Linked DNA regions of Mus musculus: region 1 is linked to region 2. The links are chromatin loops, found by intact Hi-C in ENCODE. Cell type or tissue: heart. All regions are shown on one strand.

Evidence for each region. A loop is a pair of places that touch in the nucleus more often than their neighbours do. Peaks named below come from ENCODE experiments on the same cell type or tissue, not always from the same donor. Only the 100,000 strongest peaks of a DNase experiment are listed, where the experiment ranks them.
Region 1: it touches region 2 in a loop (6-fold over the local background); 10 of 42 quality-filtered maps call a loop at or near these places.

Annotation. Positions count from the first base shown.
Region 1 is chr13:69,808,410-69,810,909 of GRCm38, forward strand. Med10 (mediator complex subunit 10) reads left to right here and starts at 1,473. Exons shown (of 4, transcript NM_138596.2): 1 at 1,473-1,643. The coding sequence starts at 1,522. In heart, no CTCF peak of the experiment used is centred here; a DNase peak (open chromatin) is centred at 1,432; H3K4me3 peaks cover 1,532 bases; H3K27ac peaks cover 1,442 bases.
Region 2 is chr13:68,580,664-68,583,163 of GRCm38, forward strand. Mtrr (5-methyltetrahydrofolate-homocysteine methyltransferase reductase) reads right to left here and starts at 1,506. Exons shown (of 15, transcript NM_172480.3): 1 at 1,402-1,506; 2 at 1-52. The coding sequence starts at 16. Fastkd3 (FAST kinase domains 3) reads left to right here and starts at 1,547. Exons shown (of 7, transcript NM_027123.5): 1 at 1,547-1,687. In heart, no CTCF peak of the experiment used is centred here; a DNase peak (open chromatin) is centred at 1,478; H3K4me3 peaks cover 2,032 bases; H3K27ac peaks cover 1,784 bases.

The sequences.
Region 1 (2,500 bases), 1.2 Mb after region 2:
TGTCTGTTAGGGACGTTTTTGCTTGGTTTGAAGTGGGTGGATCCATTTCTGCTCTGAACCTTTAAGATAAAAAGACATACACCTTTGATCTGGATAGTGAGGTGGGGAGGTGCAACTTTAATCTGGGCCACACCTTCTGCTGGAAGCCTATATAAGGACATGGAAGAAGGAAGCTTTTGTTCTTTGCCTGCTTGCCCTTGCCTTGCTAGCACATCCATTCCTTCACTGACATTAAAGTCTGATTCTTTGGGATTCCAGTGTATACTGAAGACCAGCAAAGACCAGCTGAGACATCCAGTGTCACGGACTGAACTGAGCAACTACTGGATTCTTGGACTCTCTGTTCACTGCCATCCACCATTGGAATAGCTGGACGGCAGCCTATAAGTTATTCTAATAAATTCATATTACGTGTGCGCTCTCTCTCTCTCTCTCTCTCTCTCTCTCTCTCTCTCTAAGTTCTGTTAGTCTAACACAGAGAACCTGTATACATCCCTTGGCATCCCCATTCTCCCTATTTGTCTCTCTCACTTGTCCCCTTGTCTCTCCTTTCATGAAGGTTGAAAGACTTACTTATATTTCTTCTTTTTGTCCTTCAGGACTGGTTTTCATATCAAATTCACCACCCCTTTTAATTGAATTGTGAAATGTTCCTTTTCTAGCACTTAAAAGTGTCTGCAGAAGTTTGAAATAATTTGTTCTTTAATGTTTGATTAATTTAAAAAGTGAGTTGAAAAGTACCTAGGGCTTAGGTATTTCCTTCTTTCCTTCCTCCCTCCCTCCCTCCCTCCCTTTTTTCCTTCTCTCTTTCCTTCTTTCTTTTCTTTTTGAAAGTGATTGTTGTCTCCTGGCCAGTTTTAAAAAGCATGGCTCTATTTTGACTTTCCCACTTAAATACATTTTCTTATTATGTATTGTGTGTCTGTGTATGCCGTGTGTGGGCATACCTGTGACACAGTACCTGTCTGGAGGTCAGAGGGCAGCTTATAGAATTCTGTTCTCTCCTCCTGCCATGTAGGATTCTGGAGACCAAACTCAGGTTGTCGGGGTTAGCAGCAAGCGTCTTCACCCACTGAACCATTTCACTGGGCCCAGATAATTATCTTTTAAAGAAAATTGCTTACATCTCGCAAGCTTTCCAGATTATGAACATACAAGGTCCACTGTATCTAAATTCTTGTCCTTCAATCTAGCTTTCTTTACTTCCCTGATGAGACTTGTTTTTTCTTTACTGAGAAAAGCTAGGTACCAGCTAAGAGTTTTCATTTTTGCCCCTTTACACATGCCTTTGCTGTGTTTTCCAGGTTAACATTTCCCACACACACAGTTCAGAAGCTTCCAAGCGGGTTTTCCCTTCAAAGGCTTACCCCGTCTCTTGCCCCGCCCATAGCGCCCGGGCCCCGCCCCCAGGAGGCCCCGCCCCCGAGGAAACGGATGTGGGCTTCCGGAAGCCGGAAGCGGGCGAGCACTGTGGACCCGGAGTCGCTCGGAGCTGAGGCTAAGAGGCGGGCGGAGCCGGCGATGGCGGAGAAGTTTGACCATCTGGAGGAGCACCTGGAGAAGTTCGTGGAGAACATTCGGCAGCTCGGCATCATCGTCAGCGACTTCCAGCCCAGCAGCCAGGCGGGGCTGAGCCAGAAGCTGTGAGTGACGGCCCGGCAGGGCTCGGCGCGTCTGTGCGAAGCCCCTGCCCGCCGGCCTTGGGGACCCCACTGGGGCTCTAACGTTCATCCCGGGTCCCCGAGGGGAGGCCGGTTCTATCCTGACCGGACCTCACAGGGGAGGCGAGTTCCGTCCTGACCGGGGCGGACGGGCTCCATCCTGACCCCACTGGAGGCCGGTTCCACCCTGACTCCACTGGGAAGGAGGATCTGACCGCACAGGAGAGGAGGCTCAGTCATGACCCCGCTGGGATAGAGGTAGCTCTAGGTCCATCCTGGCCGGACGTGGAAGGCCGGTTCCACCCTGACCCCATAGGGGAGGAGGATCCCTCCTGACCCCACAGGGGAGGCTGGCACCACTCTGACCCTACAGGACAGTCTGGGACTACCCTGATGCCGTAAGGGGAGGTAGGCACCACGGACACTCCACCCCACCCCACCGCACTGGGGAGGTTGACTTCACACCTCAGGGGGGCCCTGAGCCACCTGCTGCATAGGCCTCGCTGTGGAAGAAGGCCACCACAGAGGGTTGATTTCTTGACAGTATCTTGTGTAGGCCTTGGAATGGCCTACAGGGAAACAACACAGTGTTCAGGAGAAGGCCTCACCGCTTATATATGGGACACTTTCCAGGGATCTGGAGTGGTTCTGGAGGGAGCCGAGGTTCAACCCACTAGGGATGGGCTTTTTCCTTGCTGACTGTGGGTACTGCACTTAAACTGGAGCCCACTTCTCCACGCTGTCTACCCTGAAACTCCATTCAGTGACATGCACTCCAGAAAGCTCTGCTCTCTCTTCACCTCCTTTCTGAGTTTAGAAGGGAAAAATTAAGCATCTGA
Region 2 (2,500 bases):
ACAAAAACCTTCTCATCACCTCAGGTCATCAGCTGCAACTCTAACAGTGAGACTAAAAACCACAAAAGGAAGAAAGGGGTACACTGTTTAATGAAGCAGGTAGCCCGCAGGACACCCAAACATAATTTCAAACAGCCTTCTCTAAACTTGTTCCTTAGCACTGATTTTAAACGAATCGCAGTATGAGAGAATTAAGACAGGAGGTATACAAAAGTGACGTTTTTGAATTGTCCCTGATGGCGTGAAACCCACTCTTGATTTCTAGCTACTGTTGGGTCTTGCAAGTGTCTGTCATTCATTAGTGCCTAACTATAGGAGTGATCTGCCTTTCTGCCCATTTGTACTCTGAATTAGGATCATAAGCCTGAATGGTGAAGGGGCTAAGCCATGCTCAAACACAGTGTCGCTTACAAAGGCTATTGTTTCTGCCGTTTAAAAACAAAGCAAAAAAAAAACAAAAAACAAAAACAAAAAACAAAAACAAACTGTAACTCAGCAGTTAAGAGACCACTGACTGCTCTTCCCAAGGTTCTGAGTTCAAATCCCAGCAATCACATGGTAGCTCACAACCATCCCTAATGAGATCTGACGCCCTCTTCTGGTGCCTCTGAAGACAGCTACAGTGTACTTACATATAATAATAAATAAACCTTTAGGCTGGAGCGAGCAGGATCCTCCGGAGCAAGTAAAGGTTCTGAATTCAAAGTCCCAGAAACGACATGATGGTTCACAACCATCAGTACAGCCACAGTATACTCATATATATAAAATAAATAAGTAATCTTTAAAAAACCAAAACTGTAACTGTACAATGTTCACGTGAAACTGGGGAGTTCGTGTTTCCTGCTAGATCCTAATCAAAGCACTGGTCGTCATCAAAGATGGCATCATTGCATCTATCAGTAGTCAGCGTACATGGACTTTACACAGAGACGGTATTTCTAATTCATGCCTTACCCCGGAGATAACCAAGAGAAAAAGAAGATAAAGGGCTCTGGGATTCCACACTCCGCCATTCTATCCAGTGGCTAACGCTGAGTGGTAGCCGGCCTATATAAAATTATCTTTTCCTGAGTGAATCAACTCTAGTTAGTTTCTAAGCACTTGTGGCTTATCCGCTGGGGAGCTAGGACACAAACCCTTCAAAGGTTCATCGGGAAGCACTGCCACAGACTCGACAGGACCAATGGGTGACACGTGCGAGCTCACGAGGTTTTGGGAAAGGTGGCGGAGCCGACTCCTCCCAAGTGCTCCCCGTGAACCCCACCGCGGTCCGCCTCCCAAGTGCTCCCCGTGAACCCCACCGCGGTCCGGAAAACTCAGCGGCTCATCCCCACTGCGCAGGCGCGAGTCCCGGCTCCCCCACCGCTTCCGTCGCTCCCGCCGTCCCCCGCCGAATACCTCCAGGCGCGAATTCCCGCGCGGAACCCCGTTCTCCTCCGACAGGCACAGTCCGGGAGCACTGCGCACGCGCGCGGCACAGCACGCATGCTCCGCACGACCGCCAACAGACATGCGGGCGGACCTGGGCCAATCGCTGATCGCCGGATGTGGGTGGGTGGGTGGCCTTAGTGCCGCGCACGCGCCGGAATGTTCTCCAGGTAAGGGGCAGCGTCCGTGTACGGACGCTCCCAGGGCTCGGAAGCTCCGTGTCTGTCCTGTCCCGGGTGCGGCTTGGAGCCGCTCGGTAAGTGTCTCGGGATTAGGACCCCCGGGCTTCCCCACTCGTGCTCCGTGGGCTCCGGTCCGGTCGCGCGGCGCCTGCCTCCGCCGTTGCCCTGCTCCGCTTGCTTTTCTGTGATTGTGCGTGAGCCCCAGCCCAGCTTCTCAGCGCGAATTACCATGCTTTGCCCGGCTCATACCCGGAGTTTGAATCTTGTCGGCTGCTCCTCCTCTCTCGCAATTATCAACATTGACGTTCCCTTTCCCCATCACGTGAGTGTCGAGATTTGGAGGTAGAATCTGAATTCCAGCTCTTCCTCTTCGCGCCCAGCTTCACTGTACACAGAGGTGGTTTCCTTGGGCTGCAGGGTCCTTAGCGGGAAAAGCGTCAACCAGACGAACTGAATTACAGTAACCTAGCCCATAGGCAGGACTTAAAGTAAGGGCTGGGCAGCGATCGCAGTTAGGGTTAGGAGCCAGCATCTCGCCCAGACACAGTGAAGCCACAGGAAGTCAGCCCTATGATGCTTCAGTCTACCCGACAACACTAAGGTGTTCAAGGGCCACTGAAAAGAAATTTCAGAATGAGCCAGAGCGCAGCAAGGTCAATGAGTTCTGATTACTCAAAAAATAGCCTTTTTTGAAAACTGAAGAGACGCGTAAGCCTGAAAGCCTGAGTAGTAACTTATGTATAGGATTATGGGGTTTGGGGGGCTATTTAATCAGCAGCCAACTTTAAACATATTAAAGGAGACATGCCTTGGTGCACACCCTTCACTTTGTCCATAGAACATGGCCTTTGAAGAGGAATTACGTTGTGGTAAAACATTAATCTGAG